6 separate regions of the Mus musculus genome follow, and all the other regions are linked to region 6. The links are chromatin loops, found by intact Hi-C in ENCODE. Cell type or tissue: left cerebral cortex. All regions are shown on one strand.

What was found. A loop is a pair of places that touch in the nucleus more often than their neighbours do. Peaks named below come from ENCODE experiments on the same cell type or tissue, not always from the same donor. Only the 100,000 strongest peaks of a DNase experiment are listed, where the experiment ranks them.
Region 1: a loop joins it to region 6, with 3 times the contacts of the local background. A loop is called at or near these places in 17 of 42 quality-filtered maps.
Region 2: a loop joins it to region 6, with 10 times the contacts of the local background. A loop is called at or near these places in 17 of 42 quality-filtered maps.
Region 3: a loop joins it to region 6, with 4 times the contacts of the local background. A loop is called at or near these places in 9 of 42 quality-filtered maps.
Region 4: it touches region 6 in a loop (5-fold over the local background); 25 of 42 quality-filtered maps call a loop at or near these places.
Region 5: a loop joins it to region 6, with 7 times the contacts of the local background. A loop is called at or near these places in 37 of 42 quality-filtered maps.

The regions. Positions count from the first base shown.
Region 1 is chrX:13,295,363-13,299,362 of GRCm38, reverse strand. No RefSeq gene overlaps it. Among named protein-coding and RNA genes, the nearest start is that of Ddx3x, 16 kb to the right of the region's middle. In left cerebral cortex, no CTCF peak of the experiment used is centred here; no DNase peak of the experiment used is centred here.
Region 2 is chrX:13,278,590-13,282,589 of GRCm38, reverse strand. Ddx3x (DEAD box helicase 3, X-linked) reads right to left here and starts at 1,568. Exons shown (of 17, transcript NM_010028.3): 1 at 1,433-1,568. The coding sequence starts at 1,477. In left cerebral cortex, no CTCF peak of the experiment used is centred here; DNase peaks (open chromatin) are centred at 1,168, 1,671, 1,986, 2,391 and 1 more place; H3K4me3 peaks cover 2,743 bases; H3K27ac peaks cover 2,507 bases.
Region 3 is chrX:13,343,263-13,347,262 of GRCm38, reverse strand. Gm34661 (a long non-coding RNA gene) reads left to right here. Exons shown (of 3, transcript XR_386903.3): 2 at 3,293-3,443; 3 at 3,590-3,717. Among named protein-coding and RNA genes, the nearest start is that of Gm34661, 2.4 kb to the left of the region's middle. In left cerebral cortex, no CTCF peak of the experiment used is centred here; DNase peaks (open chromatin) are centred at 1,003, 1,557, 2,003, 2,274 and 2 more places; H3K4me3 peaks cover 1,374 bases; H3K27ac peaks cover 1,305 bases.
Region 4 is chrX:13,239,501-13,243,500 of GRCm38, reverse strand. All of the region lies in intron 1 of 2010308F09Rik (RIKEN cDNA 2010308F09 gene), which reads left to right. It also overlaps the pseudogene Gm16481. Among named protein-coding and RNA genes, the nearest start is that of 2010308F09Rik, 6.2 kb to the left of the region's middle. RefSeq lists an enhancer at 1-2,670. In left cerebral cortex, no CTCF peak of the experiment used is centred here; DNase peaks (open chromatin) are centred at 567, 998, 1,529 and 1,839; H3K4me3 peaks cover 1,925 bases; H3K27ac peaks cover 2,360 bases.
Region 5 is chrX:13,228,429-13,232,428 of GRCm38, reverse strand. No RefSeq gene overlaps it. Among named protein-coding and RNA genes, the nearest start is that of 2010308F09Rik, 17 kb to the left of the region's middle. In left cerebral cortex, CTCF peaks have their summits at 1,557 and 2,455 (motif pointing left); DNase peaks (open chromatin) are centred at 1,588, 2,130 and 2,423; H3K4me3 peaks cover 1,236 bases; H3K27ac peaks cover 912 bases.
Region 6 is chrX:13,459,597-13,463,596 of GRCm38, reverse strand. Nyx (nyctalopin) reads right to left here and starts at 2,507. Exons shown (of 4, transcript NM_173415.5): 1 at 2,114-2,507. In left cerebral cortex, a CTCF peak has its summit at 1,880 (motif pointing right); DNase peaks (open chromatin) are centred at 937, 1,570 and 1,871; H3K4me3 peaks cover 746 bases; H3K27ac peaks cover 1,536 bases.

The DNA.
Region 1 (4,000 bases), 160 kb after region 6:
TGTTTTCTATGGCCAGTTGGCCACAGTGAGCTGCATTAGCACCCTCATAAGATGATTACTCTTGTAATCATCCTAATTAACAATATATGGGTGAGTTAAAAATCTTAAGCTTAGCTGGGTGTGGTGGCACATGCCTTTAATCCCAGAACTTGGGAGGCAGAGGCAGGCAGATTTCTGAGTTCGAGGCCAGCCTGGTCTACAAAGTGAGTTCCAGGATAGCCAGGGCTATACAGAGAAACCCTGTCTCGAAAAACCAAAGGGGGGAAAAAAAAGAAAGAAAAAAAAATCTTAAGATCAAACTGCAAACTGCAGTCAATGAAATACTGGCAATTTTAATCATAACTTTTAAGTTTCTTTTGCAATATTAGAATATATCCATATCTTTTAGAAAGCAAAACCCAATTTTAAACAATTTATTCTCTTTAAAATCAATACCAGAAACATCACTCTCATGTTACAAAGTTTGGCTGCCAATTCGGACATATGAATACATAACAGTGCAACTTTTAATGCTTCACTAAAGAGACATTGTTTTAAATCTTATCTCTTATAAGTCTAATTTCTAGGATAAGAATTACATAAAATATTATCCCAATTTAGAAGTATCCTTAGAGGCCTAGTATTCTGGGATGATTCATGCCACGTGCTGTTGTTTAAAATGACTCCAGCCCTGAGTTACCAATTTTAAGCTAACTTTCTGTTTACAGATGTTACACCTTTTTAATCATACCCATAACTTATAAGCCAATATTCTATGACCAAGACATGCAGAGCATATTTATACCTTTAAGTCCAGTCAGAAACCACCAGGCGGTGGTGGCACATGCCTTTAATCCCAGCACTTGGGAGGCAGAGGTGGGTGGATTTCTGAGTTCGAGGCCAGCCTGGTCTACAGAGTGAGTTCCAGGATAGCCAGAGCTACACAGAGAAACCCTGTCTCAAAAAACAAACAAACAAAACAGTCAGAAACCAAATGAAGTGGCTACACAAATCTTATAAATTTAGACCAATCAAAGAATTTTTACTTTTTCTAGCTATAATTTCAAGAGGAAAAACACTTTATCATTTGCTGAACCCAATAATCACAATTGGAGAGAATTTTCTAGGAAAAAACAACTATCACCTTATTTGCCTTAGAACTAAGAAGCTGCAGGCTCCTTTTTAAAAACCGATTTTCAGGATTTTCGGCAGGACCTATCCTGCTGTGCTTGACTCCTAGCTAAGGTGAGGGGCAACTTTAATCAGCCTCCACTGTGCAAACTGAGACTGAATCAAGAGATGGATAGCCAGCAGATAAAGTTTTAACCATTTTTTTCTTCTCAACATGAAACATAGAACAACAGTCATTCAGACAACGAAACAAAACCAGACACAAATTGACACGTGGACAGATTGGTGCACCAAACACAGACAATACAGAGATGGTAGAGAACTTGATGTTTCCAGAACTAAGGATGTCTCCTGTAGGGGCCAGAGAGAAAGCAGGATGTCTCCTGATTTCCCTCTGTCCCTGGGAGAGCCTGTATCCTTTTTGCACCCTTGCAATCAAACAGCCTTCAAAAGATGACATTTGTAGTGCTAACATTAATGCTGTATGTTGCTTACCATGCAGAGATACATCTTCTGTTTTCTGTGGGGCCCCACCAAGACAGTGTAACCCCAGTCCTTCTTTCTGCTTTCAGGCCACCTGTCGGGTGCCACAAGATGGGGTTTTGGATGAGAAAGGCTGTGACAGAAATAAGGAGCCAAGACGGTTCTCTGATCAAGGCCAATGTTTACTTATGAGTTGAGCTTATAAAGGGGGGGAACCCATCCCCCAGGATCTCCTTGCTTTGTCAGGATAGTGTCAGGAGAACAGGTTCAGCCTCTCAGCAGGTAGTGGTGTCTTGGGGGAAAGCTGCAGATGTGGCAGGACAATAGACTTTACCTAGGTCGGAAGACTCCCACCCTAGGTGGGCTAAAAACAGTGGCAAGCCAGGTCTGAGCAGCCTGCTCAAGGCTGGGGGAAGGGCACAGGTAACATACACAAAAATGAAGCCAATGGGTTGTTAGGACAGGCTGCCCTGGAATATTTTACACCATGAAGTTGATAACCAGAAAAGCAAAATGAAGCTCTTGGAACTGATGGACTAATCTGAATTCACACGTTCTCCAATGGGCCAGACAAGAAGTCAGATGAAATCAATAGACTAGATCCCTTAAACTAGAGGTTTTCAAACTATGGGTCTTGACCACTTTGAGGGTTAAACGACCCTTTCACAGGTGACTCATGTCAACTATCCTGCATATATTTACAATTCATAGCAGTAGCAAAAATTAGTTATGAAGTAGCAACAAAAGTAATCTAAGGCTGAGGGTCAGCACAGCATGAGGAACTGTATTTAAAGGGTGGAAACATTAGGTAGGTTGAGAAGCACTGCCCTAAATGGCCCTTAGGTACTTGGGATGAGAGTGAAGTTGATCCACAGAACACTAAGCAGGGTAGGTGTCAGTAGTCATGTCACATGTCCACATAAAGTCCAGCGAAAGGGATTGGGGACATGGCTTGGTCCCTCAGGACAGTACTCATCTACTTGTTTCAGCCCTGGGACATTCAATCAATAGTGCTATCACACAAACTTTCTATGCATTTTCCTCACCTGGAGAGAATCTCAGAACTGGGATGCCACACACTCCAGTCAAGTCTGCTTGACAGGCTGAGAAGCCTGGAAGTGCTCACGAGGAAGAGTTTCACGGAAACTCACCTGCTGGAGCTTTGGCCTTCTCATTAACCCATATACTCATACCCTATCCCAGAATTAGTCTGGTGTATGGATCCACGTGCTCTCTTTTAGTATTATATTATTATAAGTGCCTTTTAAGACTGAATTCTGACATAGCCAGAGCCTTCCCCATTGTTCCAAGGTTCCAGAAGCCTTTGAGATTGGAATCTGGCAGAAATGCAGTAAGGAAGTTACCTATTCAGTAACTAATTAAGCATTACAAAAGACGGAGCCAGTAGCTCAGAGCAGGTCTGCAAAGTATTTACTAAGGACAGTAGCAAATCGCACCCAAATAAGGGAATACCATAATAGAGCTAGGGAATCCCACTGAGACAGAGATCTTCTCTACAGCTAGGTATAGCAAGCTTCATATTAGAAGCAAGTTGATAAATTCTTCTGTAGACCCAGGAAATAGGGGGGTTGGGGTATTGCAGTATTTATGAAAAGGTCTGCTAGTGCAGAAACCCTGGTGGTGGGTTTAACAATAGACTAGTTTACACCTGGATCCCTTCCTTGTGGCAGCAGCCCGGGTCCCCACCTTCTTTTGATGTATACATTCCTTTTGTATTCCGTCACTGTAACTTGGTGGATTGTATTTTGCCTGGTTTCTTGTTATAAAGTTTGATGCTCAACCTGACAAAATACATTCAGATTCTACACAATCTCGCGTGTTGGTCTGTCTGTAACCCGGGACGCCTTGCCCACCTGCCCCAGAGACTCGTTCCACGCAGACAAAAGGACCCAGAGGGTCTGCGGCACTGGGAGTTATTGTTACATGGCAGGTAACATTTTGGGCTCACATTTTGATCCTTTTTTTCTATAGTAAACATCTTTCCAGGTCACAAATACCCTTTTGTACAATACGCAATATGCCAATGACAAACTGAAATATGGGCATGAAACAAATGTACTTAACCAATGAGTGTTGTCAGAAATGGAACAAATCCAACCCATGTGGCCAGCACTTCACAGGTGAAGTGGCTTGCAAGGTAGTTTCAAGGCAAATGGAAACACGAAATCATTACCGTTTGTGCAGCTATTTTCAACACATAAGGACACAGCTTTTAATACACCTTTGAGCCTCTCTGCCTGACAATCTTGGGAGGCTATGCTATGGCAGAGAAAAATAGTGGCTGAAAAGATGAGTCTCTTGAGTTGAATTGAGCACAGTATACAAAAAAAAAAAAAAAAAAAAACTAGTCTGGCCATCCTTGACCCAGGTGATCTTGATATTAGAA
Region 2 (4,000 bases), 180 kb after region 6:
TGAGCCATCTCTCTAGTCTACGTAGGTTTTTTTTTTTAATCATTTGACATTAATCGAAGCAACAAAGTTGCCAAATGCACTGTTGGTACTCATTACAAACTTGAACCACTCCGAATTCCTAAGCTTTCGAAGTTAAATCCACTACCAACTTATGAAAGGCTCTTGGAAATATAATTTCCAATATAGTTCAACAATAGTATCATTTTAGTATAAGTATCATTTAGAATGGAAAATGTTACCAGTGTCCCTTAAGTTACAATGTGTCACAACATGGAAGATTTACTGTAGCAGGTCATAGGTCAGGCAGAAGGCACCAGACCCTCATCTCCTTGGCCTCTAAATCTAGAAATGGAGTCTCGATTAAGTAATCAGAAACCAGGCCTGACCAATCTCCCAATTTTACTTCGATGGCAGCAACAAGTTATCTGTTGCCATATTCTGGGCATTTTGCCTCTAGAGGATCCCAGAGTGGGCCATCACTCGCAAGGCGCGTGGTCCTCCCTTGCGCCCAGGTAAAGGGCGGGCGTGCCCGGCTCGGGCCGCGCGGTCGTTTCCTGGAGCCTAAGGCTGAGCAAGGGCCGCGCCGGGTGGCTCGCGTCACCGCCAAGCCCGGCGCAAGTGCGCACGCAGCGGCCCTGGCCTCCCTCCCCCTCCTCCCCCCGCCCAATCCGCCCTGAAATTTCTGCGTCACAAAACTTTCCACTCGGGAACCGCGGCCTCCCCTGCCGCGACGCACCGGGCCGGCGGGGCCGAAGCAACCCAGCTGGCTTGCAGGCGAACCCGCTGGCGGGCAGACCCGGGGGGATGGGGATGGGGGTGGGGGGGCGACCGCGCAGCACCGCCGGCCTGCGCCACACAAAGGAGGCCGCCGCCATTAGCCCGCGCAGAGGCCAGCCCCCCTCCCGCGGCGCCCCCTCCCACATTCCAGCGCCGCGGGGCCACTCGGCCAGCCCGCGCGCCGCCGCCAGCTCCCTAATTTCCAAACCACAGCCACTGGGGCCATGGAAGCCCAAAGCCCCGGAAATCCGGGGCCAAAACCATCCACCCGGGCCCCGCCACGCCACGCGGGGCAATCTCCCCCCCCCGACCGCCCCGATCCCCACCTGCGGGTCACTAATCAACCAGGGGACGCGCGTGCGCCCGAATGCGCGCGCCCCCTCCCCCTCCGCTCGCCTGCGCACAGACACAAAAGCCGCCATTGTGCTCGGGCCAGGGACAATACCGCGCACCGAGCCGAGCCGGAGGAATCACCGGCTCTAGCACTCCCCCCGCAAGCATCCAGTCCCTCCAGAGCCCCTAGCCACTGGCCACCCGCCGGCCCGAGCCGTCCAGGGAGACGGGAAGGCAAAAAGCAGAACTTAAAGAGCTGCGCCACAAGGCAGGCTAGGGCAGGGGGCAAAGTGATGCAGCGACCCCCGCGGCTCAGGCTCACCTGCTGGTCCAGCCCGAGCGCATTTTCCACTGCCACATGACTCATCCCTGAAGAGTACCGAGAAATCGGAGTCTTCCGCTGCTGAGCAAAGGCTGCCTCTACCGCAAAGGCCCTCTCACGGGAGAACTGCGGCTTTGAAGCGCACCGCGCGGCCACCGACCTTATATACCGACTCGGAGGACTGCTACGTCAGCACGTAAGACGTGTGCCCTCCTCTCCCGGGCGGCCGGCCACTGCCGTTAGGAGCTCTGCCTGCTTACGGTGCGTTGCTCGGCTGAGTCCCGTGAGATTTCCTAATCAGTCCAGTTACCCGCGTCCTCGTCGGCTCATAAAGAAGCCTTGGGTATATGTGGTTCTGGTTCTCCTGGGTTTGCTATCCCCTGGTCTCCACCGGTCCCCTAATCTTACTGTTTTCTCGAGATCTCGCGAGAAATGATTGCTGACCGTCCTCTAGCCTTAAGGCCCTAAGCTTTAAACTAGGTTGATTGGCTGCTCCTCCCCTGTGTACCCAGTTTTCGTCCTTCTTTCTAGCACTCGTCCCTTCCTCTCCGTCCCCGGGCGTGGAGATGATGCAGTGGGCTTTGTCTGGCCTAACTAATGAGCCCTGGCTCTGCGTGGAGGGCAGTGGGATCACGTGACCGTGGGTGTCCAGCAAGGTGGCCATCTTGTGAAGAAGGGAAACTCGCTTGACTAGTGCTGGGAATGGGAGGGAGGGACGGGAAAACTGCGGGAGGGCGGGGAGGAGAAAGGGGGAAGGGAACTAGAAATGAGAAGCAGAAAGGTGGAAGGCTGCATGGTGACCCGAGTCCATCTGAGCAGGGACTGTAGGGGATGTGCGGGTTGCTGTAGGCTTCAGATCGCCGTTGCCTATAGATAGCATCACTCCCACAGCCCCACTCTGAAGGAACAATAAAACTATCTCACGCGAATCTAGAGCCGGCAATCCAGGACCCTCCCGGGACCCGGAGCCTCTCTCGTTTGTGAAAGAGTCACTTATTGTAGGCCCCTGTGTCCTTCCGCGTGGCATTCCTGGCACCAGCCTGTGGCTGTTGGCACAGTAAGGGACCCCAGGGAGGCGAGAATGTGTGACTGGACACAACCTGTGTCTCCCTGACCGAGATAACTTGCCTCAGGCCTCTCTCTCCACTAGACAGAATATGGAGGAAAAAGGGGTCTGTCATCAAACGGGCCGATTCTGGTGGACCCCGCTTCTAGGCGGACCACCCCCCAAGACTCAGCTTCAAAAACACATACCCTTAAACAACAAAACCAAAAGAATATATTGAGCCCTCAGCTTTTAGGCAATGGCAGCACACAAGTTACCTAAAAGATACTCCTTTCTGACCCTCAGTTTCACAAATAAAACACAGGACTCAGCACCCCCCCCACCTCAACCCCAAACCCAACCCCCCCACCAGGGGCCTTCTGCTGCCAGAATTCAAACAATTACTTCTCATCACATAGTTTACTGTACAAACTCTTCTACTTTTCCAGTTTGTAAAATTGAAACTGAACTTTTAAAGAGATACGGAAACAATAAAACAATCCCTAGGCAAGTTGCTTTTCGGCTTTTGTTCTCAATTTTCCTCCTCTATAAAAGAGACCACTAGACTTCAAACCCCTGTTGTTTTTACTATTCATTTTGTGTAACAATTGAATGTTGCTTTTCAGTTAATGATGGCAGCTACATTTGAAGCCAACCTAGATGATGATGTGGTTTTGTGTCTACATGGGTATCCAGTGGACCAATTCTCTCATATATGGAATTGATCTAGCACGCCTGGCTCTGTTGACCACATACCAGTAGTCCTCAGCAGTATTAGCACCCTCAGATGCACATATTTCCATAGTGCCCCTTTGAAAACCATTAGACCCAAGGATTCCTATCGTCCTGTGGTGGTTTGAAGAATGAGCCAGCGCACGTATGCATGCGCGCTTGCGCACAAGCAGGCGCGTGCGCCCGCGCGAGCGCGCGCACACAGACACACACCCTCCCACTCCCCCATTCAGGTTTGAATACTTGGTCCTGAGTTGCTAGAACTGTCTAGGGAGAATTAGGACGTATGGCCTTGTTGAAGGAGGTGTGTCACTGGAAGTGAGTTTTGAAGTCTCAAAAGACTCCTGGATCCCAGTCCTCTTTGTGTGTGTGTGTGTGTGTGTCCCCACCTTCTGCTAGTGGTTCAAGATGTGAGCTCTCAGCTGTCCTGCCATCATATATTCTAAGCCTCTGAAAGCATAAACCCAACTGAATGCTTTATTTTATACGTTGCTTTGACCATGGTGTTTTGTCGCAGCAAATCCAAAGAAACTAAGATGGGTTCCTTTCTGCTATGAGATTTGAGGATTCACAAAGCACAGTAGTGAGATATGTTTTTAGTTTTGTTTTAGATTCCTTTTCACATAAATCTAGACAAATAGGAGTCTGTTGTTCAAGAGCTGGAGATTCTGAGCATCACTCCAATTGCTTGCCACGGGGAGGTTAACTGACAACCTGCTTCTGGGCTGTTTTACTTATGTAGACTATATCCACAGGGCACTGTCAGGGGGAATCCCTGCCCCCATCAAATA
Region 3 (4,000 bases), 120 kb after region 6:
CATCACTGCTCCCCCCGCCCCCAGCTGGAAGGCAGTAAAGTAAACAGGAAGTGGCCGTTTCTCCAAGGGGGCTGTATGGGACTTCAGCTGTGGGGGTTTCTTATCTGAGCTGGGAACCATTCAGATTGGGGCGTGGCTCTGCGCAGTCACTGCTTGGCGCTCTTGCGCGCTTGCTCTCTCTCGTTCCCCCTCCCATCTCTTCCCCTCCCCCCTCCCTATCTCTCTTTCCTTCTCCCATTGCCTTCTCCCCTCCTCCTCTCTCCCCCAGTAGCTTTCTATTAAGGGTGATTACTTTACTATGCCTCGGGGATTTGTGTTGAGAGTTAGAATTTAGGTTGAAGCCCGGCATCCTGGTTGCAAACTAACATTAAGCCTTCGGTGTGATTGGAAGTTGTTAAACAAGCACAGGCACCGGTAGCCAGAGTTGGGGGGGAGGGGCATCTCTTTGTTCCGTTGGTCTTACTTCTTTGTTTTGTTTTGTGTAACATTGTCTTGTTCAAGACAAGGTCTCATCCTGCTGCAGTGATAACTATCAGTAATTCTCCTTGTTGTGTTTTATACAAATAAAGAGAAAAGGAATATGTCTGGTGAATGTGCAGTCAGGTATGGGGGGAGGGGGTGCCTCTGCGGGCCCATGCTGAGGCATCCCTTCCCCCTAAGGGACCAGCCACACTAACGACAGTATAGTATAGAATAGAGTATATTCAGGGCATGGGGAGGCGAGTTGAGAGGGTAGTAGAGACAGAGAAGGGCAGAGAGAGTAGAGGAGTAGAGTAGAGGTCGGCCATGAGCACGTGGACGGGGGTATGGAGTAAGAGCAAGAAGGCGAGAGGGAGGGGGTGAGAGAGAGGGAGGGAGAGAGAGAGAAGGGGGACAAGCATCCCCTTTTATAGTGAGTCTGGCACACCTGGCTATTGTCGGGTAACTGTCGGGCGGAACCTAGATAAAATGCTACAGACACTTCTGCGACGAGGGATTTGTTTTATAGCGGTGATGTGATGGGGACTGGACCGAGGGTCTTGGGTGTAAGAACGGAATAGTGGAATTGAGCAGCTGCTCACATTGCCTGCAGCAGCCCTCCCCCATGCAATCACAGACAAGCACTCCACTGAGATAGTGTCTGCAAACCTCTAGCTCACAGACTTCCAGGTGCCAGCGTTTCTAACCTGGGCAAGTGAGCTTACATCAAAGGCCCGGTTGGTGGCTATACATGCTGTTACGCCCCCCCCCCCGCGCGCCCGCCCCCTCACTGCCTTCTCCCTGGGAATGAGAGCCTGGCCTGCCTCTCCACCTAAGAGGCACACAGGTCCACTTCTGCCACATAGGCCCCTGATTCTTCTCCTCCAAATCCTTGCCGTTCCTGTTTTCTGTCCGTGGCGTTAATAACTCTTCTAATAAATACATCCCTTACTCGCAGCAGCCTGTCTCTGTATCACTTTGAGCCCCACATCCGAATATTTTTGGTGGGTATGATGTCAAGCTCTCCACTACTAAGCTACACCCCAATTTTCGTTTTCAGTGTGTTCTATTTTAATTTTTATTGTATTTATTCATTGATTCGGTGTCCTGCGCACGCGTATACGTGCGCGCGTGTTCATGCCTGTGGAGGTCAAAAAATAAATGGCAGGGAGATGGTTCTTTCCCTCCACCATGTGGACGGGTCCTAAGATGGAACTCAGTTCCCTAAGCTTAGCATCTGGAGAGCACTTTTACCGGCTAGATTCAGCTGGCCCCGAGTTTTTTGGATTTTGGTTTTAAACAGAATGAAACTTCACTGTTTTGAGCTCCACTGTCTTTGACCTGTAAAACTGCAGTTTATTTCTGTGCCCTGCCCCCCACCCCCCAACCCCGTTCCTTTGGGAATAAATCAGAATGCCACTGTGGTCTTTTCTTTGTCCCTGGGCTCATCACCAGATTGAGTAAAGCTGCCTAGTGTGCCTGCCTCCTTGTCAGACAAACAGCAGAAGGGTGAGCACTAACTTCACGCACCGGAGTATGCATTTGGTTTTTTTCTGTGAAGAACAGCAGATTCACTGTTCCCGCCGGACAGCCACTACAGGCTCCTGGGTCAAAGGCCTCCCTCCCTAGCTTCCTGGAATTGTGGTAGGTGGGCAGATGGTGTTTCTTCATCTGTGGTTCTGGAATTGAAGCTTTTTTTTTTTTTTTTTAAGCTAATGGCTTAATGGCTTCCTCATGGGCTTCCACCCAAATCCTTGCTAAATTTTGCTCGGCCTTTCTGTCTTTTTCTTGAGTGTCTCTCGGGCAGCTCTCTCAGTTGTGAATAAATAAGGTTCACCTCTGCCCTTTGCTTTCCCCAGAGCCAGATGAATCACCGGGCTTCTCCACTTCCCTCTCTCAGAAGCCAGTGAGAGTGGCTGGAGGGGCTCTGCTCCAGGAAAGCTCCAGCCAGCCCCTCGGCTTCCCAGAACAAAGAAATTCCAGAGCCAGTGGGGAGAGGGGAGCTTTGTTCTCAGCAGGAAGAAACCAAAGAACTTCCTGAGGGGGGCTAAAATTGCCTGTGTTCTGAGGAACTGTGAAAAAAGACTTCAGCTTCTCGTTACTTTTAGATTGAGAGAGAGCCTGAGCTCTTTACAGCCCTGAGCTAGCCAGGTTCAGCACCTGTCCTCTATAAGCCAACTTAACCAACAAGTAGTAGTGAAACACACAAAAGGATTTAGTTAGTGGGACCACATTGCTAAGAACAGTGATCCAGTAACAACTCCCAAGCCCATTTTCAGGGTCCTAACTTGAGGGTTAGAGTCTTTTATTCCCAATTCCATATACATATATGATGCACTTTGATATCTCACACAAACACACCTCCCACTTCCTCCACTAAACCCATTTCTTTTCCAGAACTCCGCCTCCTATTTTCATGACTTTTGTTTGTTTGTTTCAGGCCACTGCATTTAATTAGAGTCGCCCACCTGAGTGTGTGTGTGTGTGTGTGTGTGTGTGTGTGTGTGTGTGCAGGCGCACACTCCAGCATCTCCAGAAGACAAGCTGCCACTCTACCTGGCACCAAAGTCCCAGCTTTTTCCTTCACCCAGCATGAGACTCCTGGGGAAGTTTCCATGTCTTGGGCTCCATTGTCTCAACAGTCTAATTGGCAAAGGGAAGAAAGCAGGTGTTGTTTCTTTTGAGGCAGGGGTTCACTGTATAGACCTGGCTGGCCTGTAACTCTCTTTGTAGACCAGGCTGACCTCAAACTCACAGAACTCCCACCTCTGCCTCCCAGCTGCTAAGATTAAAGGCTTGAGCTACCACCTTTAACTCTGACTCTGCTTTTTAGAATATCTTTATGCAGATCAGGATTGTTATAACCTCTGTGGATTCACTGGGTCCAGCCACACGTCACCCCCCACCCCCAGTCCATTCCCTGAAGATGGAGCTTGTTTGAGGAAAGAATTTGAACCAGAGGGAAAACTCCAGTAAAGTTCAAGGTATGTTGTGAATTTGCTCTGGGCTTGCTTAGGAGCCATCCAGGCCTCCGGCCTCCATTGGGAGCCTCAAAAATTGACCTCAAAAAGTGTAACATCACAAACCTTCCTGAAGCTCAGGCCTAACTATGCTCCTTCCTTCCCAGCAGAATAGCCTTTGCCACCCAGGTACCCCATCTGTTGGAAAACCCCACCCCTAGCTCACAGAACAGCAATGGCTTGTGCTGTAAGATCAAGAATTGTCAAATGGACCTCATAAAATTGCAAAGCTTCTGTAAGGCCAAATACACTGTCACTAAGACAAAAAGGCCACCAACAGATTGGGAAAGGATTTTTACCAATCCTAAATCTGATAGGGGACTAATATCCAAATATACAAGAGCTCAAAAAGCTGGACTCCAAAAATTTAAATAACCCCTTTTAAAAATGGGGTACAGAGCTAAACAAAGAATTCTCAACTGAGGAATACTGAATAGCTGAGAAGCACGTGAAAAATTGTTCAGCATCCTTAATCATCAGGGAAATGCAAATCAAAACAACCCTGAGATTCCACCTCACAC
Region 4 (4,000 bases), 220 kb after region 6:
TTCTGTTTTACTTAGTGCCTTCCTGGTTCTCTGTATGAGGCTCTGCCCTCTAATCTACAGGCAACCCTAGAGCAATGTCCCCATAGTCCTAACCTTAATGACTCCGGATGGCCGTGGAGTCAGCTCCAGCAGCACTCTCTCCCACTGGCTGAGAGTGGCCATACCCTTTCCTAAAACAGCTCAGAGATTACTTTAACATTCAAGCAGCAATCCATCAGAGAGATCCCAGTCTGCATTCTAGTGGCTTAGCTGGCATGTGACAACCCAAGGAAACTAACTAGGTCATGTTTTTCGTTTTCCTACACAGCTTAAACCAAGATTCCAAAAGGCTTTCTTTGTACCCAGTAGCTCCAGCAGTTGCAAATCCTCTCCAGGAGTTCCTTCAAGCCAGAATCTTTTTGGCCTCATCCGTTTCAGGCTGGAGAGAGGAAAGAAATATTTATGAGACTTGGTCTCCGCCTTGGGGAGAAATAAACCCATAATCACTACTGTGTTCTGAGACTTGAGGATCGAGAGGAACAAAGGGCATGAGTGTGCGCATGTGCGCAGCTCCACCCCTGCCCCCAACATTCCCCCAAGGGGGGCACAAATCCCTCCCCCACTGCACAGCCCTGGATCTGAGTTCTGCCTGAGTGACTGAGGGAGGACTCTCAGCAGACTGTTGGAGGCGGGAAAAGCCAGGCAGGGACATGGTTTCTGCGTGTAGACTCAGCCTGATCTCACCAGGAACTCAGGACTAGACCCTGCGTCCCAGCATCTCCTCGACTCCATCTTAAGAGTTTCGGCGTGTTGCCGGCTCCTGAACACAACTTCCTGATATACTTAGGATTTTTGGCTTTATACTTTCAAGGGAGTTCAACCACTTTCTTTCTGATCTTGTTACTGTGTCTCGTTTGCATATGTAGGTTCTAATAGCGCCATCAAAATGAACTGGGCAGGAGAGGCACCCTGGGATACTCTGCCGCGCCGCAGCGGCAGCGGCAGCTGCACAGGAAAAGTGGTGGGTAGCAAAGTCGAGCAAGATCTTAGCTGGAGACAAAGCTGGACAGGATGGTGAGAAGGCTAAAACAAGATCTCACTATATAGGCCAGGCTAGGCTCAAACTCGTGTTCCTCCTGCCTGCCTTTGCGTCTGAGTGCTCGAATTACAGGCATGTACCGCCATGCCTGGCTTGTTACTCCATTTCTTTCTTTTAATTTAAAAAAAAAAAAAAAGCTCGTGTGTCTCTTTTCCTGCGTGATGAGGGAGTGGGTGGGGGAGGGCATGTGGAGATCAAAGAACACAGCTTTGTGCAGTCGGCTTTCTCCTTTATGTCGGTTTCAGGTCGTCGTTTGCACTATGAGAGCTTTATCCACTGAAATATCTGGCTGGCCCTTGATATTCTGTTTCTTAGTGCTGTTATTTTACACCCAGAAGATTGTCCCTTTCATCTAATTTTCCAAATTCGCCAGCAGATTGCTCACAGCGATCGCATGTGCTTTTCCAATGTCTTCTAAGTACCGCTTTCCTCCCCGCGGTGCTGCCTGCCATCCATCTTGTGGTGCTGGGGCTGCGGGGATGACTTCCTGGCCATGCTTTGGAATGCCAGCCTAAATAAGCATATTGTCCCTTTACCGATAAGGTAGGAAGGGTTTACCAGTTACAGGGAGGAAGCCAGGGGTCTCACGGCTTGTAAAGGACATTTAATTTAGTTCTTTCTCCGACAGGAAATATAAGTCTGCAGAAAATACTGCCTGGTTTTGTCATTGCCTGGCTTAAAATGTCCCCCTCGCACTGAATCCAAATTACTTGGCCAGACTCACAGGATCCTAAGGAATTGGCCATCCATAAATCACCGCCCGGTGTGGAACTTAGAGCTAGCAAGAATGCCAGAGGCAAGGGCACTCTGCAAGGGAAGGGTGCCTCCACTGAGCCCAGAAGTGAGACTAAGGCAAGTGAGGTGAGCTGCATGCTAATGTGTAAAGCACAGCTGCAGACACAAACAAGCTGCAGGGCTTTTGAAGTTGTTCTCAACCTGGGGGGGGGGGGGAGACCCCTTTGGAGACCCTTTTATAAGAGTCGTCCAAGAGTATCGGAAAACACAGATGCTTACACTACAATTCATAACGGTAGCAAATTTGCAGTTATGAAGCGGCAACAAAAATAATGTTATACTTCTTGGTCACCACAACGTGAAGAATGTATTGAAGAGTGTCAGCATTAGAAAGGGCAGTTAGACCAGTTCCAGGAGCCAGGAAACATTGGCAAGTGGGGAGGGGAAGATAGGAGAGTGAGTTTTAGGCAACAGAAACTGCTAAGTGGTATGCAAATACGATAGCTCCAAGGCTGGGGGCTAGAAGCACAACAGGATCCTGACTAGATCCTAGAGGCCATTTTCTTAGCGCTGAGACTTGAGAAAAGAGAGGATCTGCCTGCTGGTCCCTCCTGCCTACCAGGAGTTAAATTCATCAGGAATAAACGGGAAATTAGAGAGATTTAACAAAATTAACTGATGGTCTTTCATAGGATACAGTTTTGGGGGCTGAGGACGTAGCGCAGTAGTAACACTGAGGTTTGGTCGGTTTCTATGTATTGTAATGCTAAATACTTCCCTCCCAGGCCCACTTGCTCCAAGGAGAATCTGCACTTTGACCCAAGTGACACTATGTAACCTTACTCCACCACCACCACCACCACCACCACCACCAAGTTATCCCTAATTGGTGAATAAAGATGCCTACAGCCTATAGCTGGGCAGAACTGAGATAGGCGGGGCTTGGGGTCGGAGGGGAACCACAAGGAAGAGGAAGAGGAGGAGGAGGAGGAGGAGGAGAAGGGTTAAGTGAGTTGTAAAGATCAGCCCATCAGAGCCTGGCAAATTATACTTTAGAGATTCTAATAGCTTAAAGGGTAGATATCTGCCCAATGCTAGTGCTGGTTAAGGCTTGCTATAAATATAAAAGGTGTGTGCTTCTTATCTGGGAATTGAATTATCAAAAGTGGGGTAGAAACCCCAATTGAGATTAAGTATTTTCTACAATAGTATAGTTATGCATATTTTCTTTTGTTTTGTGGCGCTACCAATTAGTGAATCAACCCCAGGGCCTCACACACTAACCATACACTACCACTGAGCTATACCCCAGATTCAAGAATGTTGTGTGTGTGTGTGTGTGTGTGTGTGTGTGTGTGTGTGTGTGTGTGTGTGTGTGTAGGGGGGCACTATGACTTCCTATATCTTTCCCCCACCCCCGAAAACAGGGTTTCTTTGTGTAACTGCTCTGGCTGTCCCGGAACTTGCTTTGTAGATCAGGCTGGCCTTGAATTCACAGAGATCCGCCCGCCTCTGCCTCCCAAGTGCTGGGCTTAAGGGTATGAACCTCCACACCTGGCATATCCTCTTTCTTTATTGGATACTTTGTAGATGACACACAGAGGTACACTATTAAATAAATATTAAAATACTGACCCGGACTAAGGCCCTGGCCCAGCACTCCAAACCAGAAGCCATAATGAATAGGAGTGATAGGCTGGCGGTATTCCTCCAACATCATCAAAATTAAGCTCTTGAATCCTTCCAGGGCCTGATCATGGCTTGGGTCCTTTGGGTTAACCCTGGTACCCCTAGCTGTATCTCTCAGAGCAAGGTAACCAGCAAGGATCTGGAGGGAACAGCCAGCTGAGTACAGACAAACAGAACCAAAAGGAAGGAGGGTGGGACATGGACAGGTGCTGTCCTGCTGGAGAAATGATGCAACGAAGAACCAAAAGGAAGGAGGGTGGGACATGGACAGGTGCTGTCCTGCTGGGGATATGATGCAACGAAGGCAGGCTGAGGGGAAAGGCTGGGGGCATTATTGCAGCAATGCGGGAGTACAGCCCCAGGGTCCTATCCTGAGTGACTGGCCAGGTGTCAGCTGGCCTGGCTGTCTTCAGTCGGCATTCCTAATCCAAGCCTGGCAGAAGGCTCATACGTTCTAAGTCCTCTTGGCAAGCTAGGGCTCCTCATCTACCAGCTTGG
Region 5 (4,000 bases), 230 kb after region 6:
GGTAAGAGCACCCGACTGCTCTTCTGAAGGTCCAGAGTTCAAATCCCAGCAACCACATGGTGGCTCACAACCATCCGTAATAAGATCTGACTCCCTCTTCTGGTGTGTCTGAAGACAGCTACAGTGTACTTTCATATAATAATAAATAAATCTTTAAAAAAAAAAAAAAGAAAGAAAGAAACCCTAGCTCAAAAGCTCAGGTGAGCGGTACTCCTGATGTCTGGCCTACACACACAGACGCACACACAAATGTTCACCCGTGCACATGACACACACACACACTCCAAATGAAAATGAAAATGAGTGCCAGTTCTACCTGGGGGGGATAGGTTCAGAGCGGGAGTGCCTGCCTAGAAACTTTGAAACTGGAGCAATAGACAACAGAAAGAAACCATCAGGACTGCAGTGGGCCCCTCTGAATGGTGGGATCACAAGTAGAACTGGTTTGGCTTGGGTTCAGAGATGAGCTCAAGTTAACAGTATTCCTGTGCTTATGTGACATATTAGCAGCAATGGTCTGCTTAAAGTCCTCACTTTATTTTGAGACAGTCTCACAGAGTCCTGGCTGACCTTGAACTCACTACTTTGAAAATAACATTGAATTCTAATTGTCCTGCCTGCACCCTCCACCTCTCCAGGGCTGAGATTAGAGGTGTGCCCCCCCCCACCCCCCTCTCTTTTATTCACTGTAATCCCTGTCCACTGAGATCCTTTCTCCCCACAGGTGTTTATTTGGAGGGCTGAGGATTAGCGTGGTGCCAAGCACTTTACCCACTGAGCTACACCCCCAACCCAACTTGGTGGTGATTGTTCTGAGGCGCTGGGATTAAACCCAGGACCTCCCCCGTGATAGGTAAACCCTTTCGTGACCTGTCCTATCCCTTAGATGTCACAGGCAAGCCATATGACGCACTGAGGCACCGGGTCCACAAAGATCCAAGGTCCACAGGTGCTGGCGCCTTTCAAAGGAAATGGTGTAAGAAACTGAGTCTGAGTGCGCATCTCTGTAACTGCCACACTTTGAACCGGACACAGGAGGCTCGGCTGTTCAAGGCCAGCCAGGGACACATGAAGCCCTGACTTTAAATAAATAGGCAATTAAATAAAGGAGAATAGCATGGTATTTGCTAATAACTTGTGACTATCCTTCCCTATACTTTTTCTAAAAATATGCAAAGAAGGCATGGTGAGTGCAAACGTGGACAGCTGTTCAGGGAGGAATAAAATCTCTCCACATGTTCAGCAGAGATGAAATCTTTTTTCCCCCAAATTATTTTCAATCTTCAACGGGTTTAACCTGTAACTAGAGGCCATGGACTCAGATCCCGTCGTGGTAAGAACAAAGCCCAAACAAGCTCAGCCTGAAAGATGGGAGAAGGTTTGTTACTCGCTGCAGGCAAGGAGAGTCGAGGGAGGGGAGTTACTGAAAAGCGAGGTCCCCAGGAACAAAGGAAGCGTGAGGACCACGTTCAAGGAGTCTATACATATTCATGTAGGGGCTGGCCTATAATAAATATGCAAGAGCAAGGAGCACAATTCCGAGCATGCCCAGTTGGGGAGTACACCTCTGAGCATGCTCAATGACGGAGGCCATTTCTGAGCATGCTCAGTTAAGAAATACACGTTTAGGCATACTCCGTGTAAGGTTGTGACCGCATGTTTGAAAAAATTTAAAGAGATAGACAGGAATGACTCTGAGCATGCTCAGTTTGCGCCATGACGGTTTACCTGAAAAGAAAGGAAAGGACACAATATAAGCCGCCTAATACCGTAGTTGCCCTTGGAAGTGCCTGCTAACAAATGATGCAGTGCTCAGGGCTATGGAGGGTGGATTTATATCTGACTCTTCGTTTGTGTACCTGAAAAATGGATATTGTCACTTTGCGTGAATTGTGCTCTACTTTGTTTTGTTGCTGTGGGCTTGAAGGGGGAGGGTTTTTCTGTGCTGCTGGAAATGGAATTTAGGACCCTGTACATGCTAGATGTTCTACCGCTGAGCTACAGCCTTAGCCCTCTGTGTTGTTGGTTTTTTTTTTTTTTTAACTTTAATGTAGATGTGAGAGCCATGGAATATACATCGTACATGCATAGCTGAATTTTCACAAAGTGAAGCCTGTCTATGACGCAGAGGCCTTGCTCCAGAAAGAGACCATAATCTGAGCAGGGCGATGCACACCTGGAATCCCAACACTTGGGAGGCTGAGGCTGGAGGATTGCTGTGAGCTTGAGCTAGTTTACATAGTAAGCTGCAGACCAGCCTGTGTTACAAAGTGAGATCCTGTCTCAAACAAACAAACAGAAGCACAAACCAGGATGGGCAGAGAGCGTCCATTAATGCCTGTACCTATAATCCACTCTTTTCCCTAGTTCCATGGCATTCCAAGATATCTGAACTTCCCCCATACACACACACACACACACACTGCCCCCTACAGGACTGAAAATTAAAGGGTCCACAAGGCCCCACAGGTTATACAGGTAGTAATAATTTCTGGGGGAGCACCCTGTCCAGCCAGCTAAGCTGCTTGCCAGTCGCCAAGGAAGCTTCAAGATGCAGTTTTCATGTTTTGGGTGATACAGCTGCTTTGGAGTCACCCCTGCTCCCAAAAATAACCCCTGCCCCATATGCCTCTAAGTAAGCCAGATCAGCTCACTGGTCCACTAAACTAGACTTGGGTGGGGGTTTTCTTTTCTTTTTTTTTTTTCAGTCTTTTGTGGAAACAGCTATACTGGCTGGTTTTGTGTGTGTGTGTGTGTGTGTGTGTGTGTGTGTGTGTGTGTGTCAACTTGACACAAGCTAGAGTCATCAGAGAGGAAGGAGCCTCCCTTGAGGAAATGCCTTCACGAGATCCAGCTGTGAGGCATTTTCTCAATTAGTGATAATGGGGGAACAGCTCAGCCCATGGTGGTCCTGGGTTTTATAAGAAAGCAAGCTAAACAAGGCATGGGAAGCAAGCCAGTAAGCAGCATCCCTCCATGACCTCTGCATCAGCTCCTGCCTCCAAGGTTCCTGCCCTGCTTGAGTCCCTGTCCTGACTTCCTTCATGATGGACTGTGATCTGGAAGCGTAAGCCACATGAACCCTTTCTTCTCAAACTTGTTTTTTGGTCATAATGTTTTCTTCACAGCAATAGAAACACGAAGACAACAGCTTGTTCTGAAAATCCCTCTGGTCCTCAGAAACTGCACTTTTGCTAGACATTGAACCAAGTTAATAATGTGCTTTGAGCCGGGCATGGTGGCACATGCCTTTAATCCCAGCACTCAGGAGGCAGAGGCAGGCAGATCTCTGAGTTCGAGGCCAGCCTGGTCTACAGAGTGAGTTCCAGGACAGCCAGGGCTACACAGAGAAACCCTGTCTCGTAAAACAAAACAAAACAAAACAAAACAAAAACAAACAAAACAAAACAAAAAAGTGCTTTGAGACCATTTAAAACTATGTAGTCAGTGAAATGGCTCAACAAGTAAGAGCACTGGCTGCTCTTCCGAAGGTCCTGAGTTCAAATCCCAGCAACCACATGGTGGCTCACAACCATCCATAATGAGATCTGACCCTCTCTTCTGGTGTGTCTAAAGACAACTACAGTGTACTTATATAAATCTTTTTTTTTTTTTAACTACGTAGTCAACCTGCTACTCAAACTATATACTCAGCCTGTTTCCGTTTAATTTGCTTTTAAGAAAACAGTGGAGATTTAGCTCAGTGGTAGAGTACTTCCCTAGCAAGCCCAAGGCTCTGGGTTCAGCCCTCAGCTCCAGGAAAAAACAAACATAATAATGTCCCTTAAAGGCCTGTACAACATGCCTGGCTCAACTTTTTTTTTTTTTTTTTGGTTTTGTTGTTGTTGTTTTGTTTTGTTTTTTTCTTGTTTTTCTTTTCTATTTTTTTATTTGTTTTGTTTTGTTTTGTTTTGTTTTCCAGACAGGGTTTCTGTGTGTAGCCCTGGCTGTCTTGGAACTCACTCTGTAGACCAGGCGGGCCTTGAACTCAGAGATTTGC
Region 6 (4,000 bases):
GCTAGCCTATGTTTGCTATCTAGGTGGAGGTGTTCAACTGTTTGCCTGAAGTGAAGCCTGTGTGAAAATGAGCGAAGGATCTAGAATAAAAGAACTAGGATAAAGATTGGCCTTTATCCTGCCTTTTCCTCTCACTTTCTGGTCTCAAATGGACTCCCTGAAGTTCTGTGCCTCATAGTCTAACCCAGACTCTAGATTCCTCATGTAAGGAAACTAGGGCTCAGAAACTGCAAGAGACCTGTTGCTCAAGATGCCAAGTGTTGACATAAAGGAAGTAAGAAAATAGTTTATTCTGAGTCATATGGCCTGGGAACCTTGAATGTCACATTCCACAGTAGAAGAGATGACATGAACTGTATAGTCACAGAAGAATGTAAAGTTGTAAGTCAATAAACTTTCAATTACATTGGTAGGAACATCATGTAGCCTGGCAACTGCACAGCCACAAAGCTGCTCCATAGGTATGTGTCATCTAGAGTGCTTTGTTTTAGGGTAGGTGGAGGTCAAAGGTCTGCTAAGTTCTGTGATATACTGATGAGGGCTTCTCTGAACAAGAACGTTGGGCCAGGAGCCTGTAAAATGGCTCGGCTATTAAGAGTGCTTGCTGCCAAACCTGATAACCTGAGTTGGATTCCCCCCAGACCCATATGGTGGAGGGAGAGAATCCTGTAAGTTGGTTTTTGATTTCCACTCATGCAAGGTGGCACACACACCTACACACACAAATACAAACACTTTTTTTTTAATTTGTAAAGAATTTAGGTCATGGCTGGGAAGATAGCTTACTCAGTAAATCTGAGTTGGATCCCCAGAAACCACATTAAAAAAAAAAAAAAAAACAACCCAACATGGTAACAGAAACAGACAGATCACTAGCCAGCCAAGCCAGCCAAGCCAGCCTACTTAGCAAGCTTCAGACAAGTCTCAAAATAAATCAATTGGATGTCTTCTGAGGAAGGGCACCCAAGGTTGTCTTTTGGATTCCACATGCACTCCACAAGTGCACTGGTGGGCATGAGCCATCCATTCACGTACACACACACACACACACACACACACACACACACACACATGTTGGGTCAGATATAAAAAAATAAAGTAAATGGTTATTAAAGGTTCTAAAATAAGTCAATTTTGACTCTCCTCTTTTCACAAAATTCCACACCAAGTTGTTCTAATCAGACGAAGCTTCTTCAGAAAACTTGAGGTTACAATGCTGAAGGCAGAGCAAGGAATTGGTCGCCTAGGTTATGGTTGGTTTTTGTTGTTTTGCTTTTGTTGTTTTTTTTTTTTTTTTGTTTTCTCTCCTGAGATTCCAGTAAGAAGCCAAAGAGTCACCCTCACTGCCTATGTGAGATCAGGATGAGGCACCCCTAAACTGCCTTAGCTGAAACCATCCTTTTGTTGGAATCCCTGGCTCCTTGTAGGGCTGGGGGAATCGACCTGAATTCACAGCCTTAGCTCTGGACTGCAGCAGGGGACGCTACTTATTCTGCTGACTCTCAGAATGACGTCACCCCAAGGACAGGCCCAGACAAAGTCGGGATGCAGGCTCGTACCGGATTCCGGGTCCTGCGCACAAAGCGTGCCTTGGCGGTCGGTCGTAGAGGGGCAGCTGGCCACGAGTCCCCAGTATGAACGTTTAAGTCCCTATTCCTTCCCACCTCTCTGGATTTCGAAAACTAGTTCAGCTCGCTAGCCCGGGTTAGCAACCACTCGTGACGCACCAGGGGACTTTTTCCCTCTCAAGGTCACGTCCTTGCGAAACCTGGACAGCCACTGCGGGTAACCCGTGCTGCAGCCCCGCCCGCTCCCAAGGTCTGGTGGGGCGGGGCATCCGAGCATGGGCCCCGCCCTCCCAGGCTTGCCCATCAGAGGGCGCTGAAGCTCCAGCGCTGGACCAGTGCCACCGCAACCTATCTTATCGTCCCCGCCAGGAAGCAGGCTCCAGCATGGCGGCGCGGGGGCGGCTGCCTGGCCCGGAAAGGCCCGGGGCACGCCTGAGCCGGAAATCTTAGTCACGCACCTGAAGTCGCTGGAAGGCTAGCTGCCCTGGTCAAAGGACAGCCTGCCAAAAGTCCCTCTGGAGAGGGTCCTTCAGTGACCTACTCACCTGACTGACCCTGGAGTCAGGAGGGTGGATAATAAGCCAGTCTGACACAGCACATAAAGGGTTGGCCCAGGATTTCTTCTGCTGTGCTTCTCAACAGACTCGCTGCCCTAATACTCCAAAATGCACGTTCCAGGAGCTGCATGTGAAATCGCCACTCTCTGTGGCCTCCAAAAATAGAGCTGTAGGCCCATCTGCCTTGCCCAAGGAAAAGACCCAAACTCAATGCAGCAGGGAACTGCCAAGTATCAAATCAATGTCCCAGTCTCAAAGAGGCCTCTGAAACAATGGTTGATGGCGCTGACACATGCTAAGAGGTGAAAGAGGTCCTGGGACAGGTTTCCTAAGCCACCAGCAGCACGGCCAGACAACAGTTGAAATCAGTAGTTATGGACCTAAGGAGCTAGAGGCTTTAGAATAAAATGTTAGGGGGAAGAAAGGAATTGTTCTGATCTGTGATCAGAAGGACTAGGATAAGAGGAATTGGGCAGAGTCCCAGGAGTGAAGGGTTAGTCAGTCCATAGCAGAATTGCTGCATTTTGGCAAGTCCGTTCTGAAAGCTGAAAGTGAGGTGACCTTCAATGGGTAGTCTTCGGCACACAGGGCAACAATGCAGTGCAGCAGATTTGTCCTTTTCTTTGTTGATTTAGCTGGAAGCTGTCAGTTAAAATAATCTCATCTGATCTCTTCCTCCATTCTCTGGCCTGTAACTTAATTTAGAGAGTTTCAGAATTCTCTTATCACAGGTATTCAAGGCAGGCAAAAGATCCCGGAACATCTGATTTCAGAAGACAAGCCATCGAAGATACCTGAGTCTGTGCAATGTTGAGCCACCAGGCAACTGAGTCTCTGCTGATGACCTGTCAGAAAAACAAATGCTGGGAGAGGCTTGGGCCTCCCTGCTGCTCTCAGATAGGCACCTTTTGCCACTTAGAAAATTAGTGTTTGACAGACATACACGAGGCTAGAGCTTGAAGCTGACCAGCAAAGAAAAGATACAAAGGCTTCCACTTTCCACCTGTCAAAGGAATGGATCTAGGGACAAAGAAGTCTGTCGGGCCTGAGATGGGATGGGATCTTCCACCCCACAAAACCCCTGAGGCGTCTATTTGAAAAAATGGGTGAGCTTTAAAACATTTTCCTCACCTGGACTTGAATTTAAAATCCTGTTAGGTTTGAGAGTCGCCTTTCCTGGATACATGTGGCTACCGTTCCTCGTGAAAGAACCCTCTCCTTACAGCAAATGGAGGCTACCACAGAAAACCACAACTGGAGCAATAGATTCTAGGGAGCTCAGGCCCAATGGATACACCTACACCACCACTCCTGCATCTATGACTCAGGGAGCATCGATGAAGAGAAGGAAGTCTGCTGTGAAATGGTCTCTCCTACAAATGACTGCATAAACAAACCAGAACAAAGGTAATATCACAGACATGTTCTCAGGGAAGGGGAAATCCACCAGGCCCCATCCTTAGGCAAAGAGCTACCTACAGGCAACTAATGGCTTTGGGAAAGATGACTAGCCTCTCCCAGTAATGAGCATCCTTAATTGGTTGTCTAATGCAGAATGGTCAGCCTTGAACACACATACACACACACACACACACACACACACATCACCAACAAAAATGGACTGAGCAGGTTGGATATGTGTGTGTGTGTGTGTGTGCACACGCGCGTGCATATTTCATACTCACATGCACACAAATATGTATGTAACAATAAATAAAATATGCTATCTACTTAGGAGTATACGAGGACATAGGAGGGCATCAGGGAAGGGTAGCTGGAAAGTGCTAGAGGGAGGAAAGTGGTATGATTCTATTTCAATTATAAACATAGTTTGAAGTAAAATTAAAATATATATAACATTATAGAGAGTATATC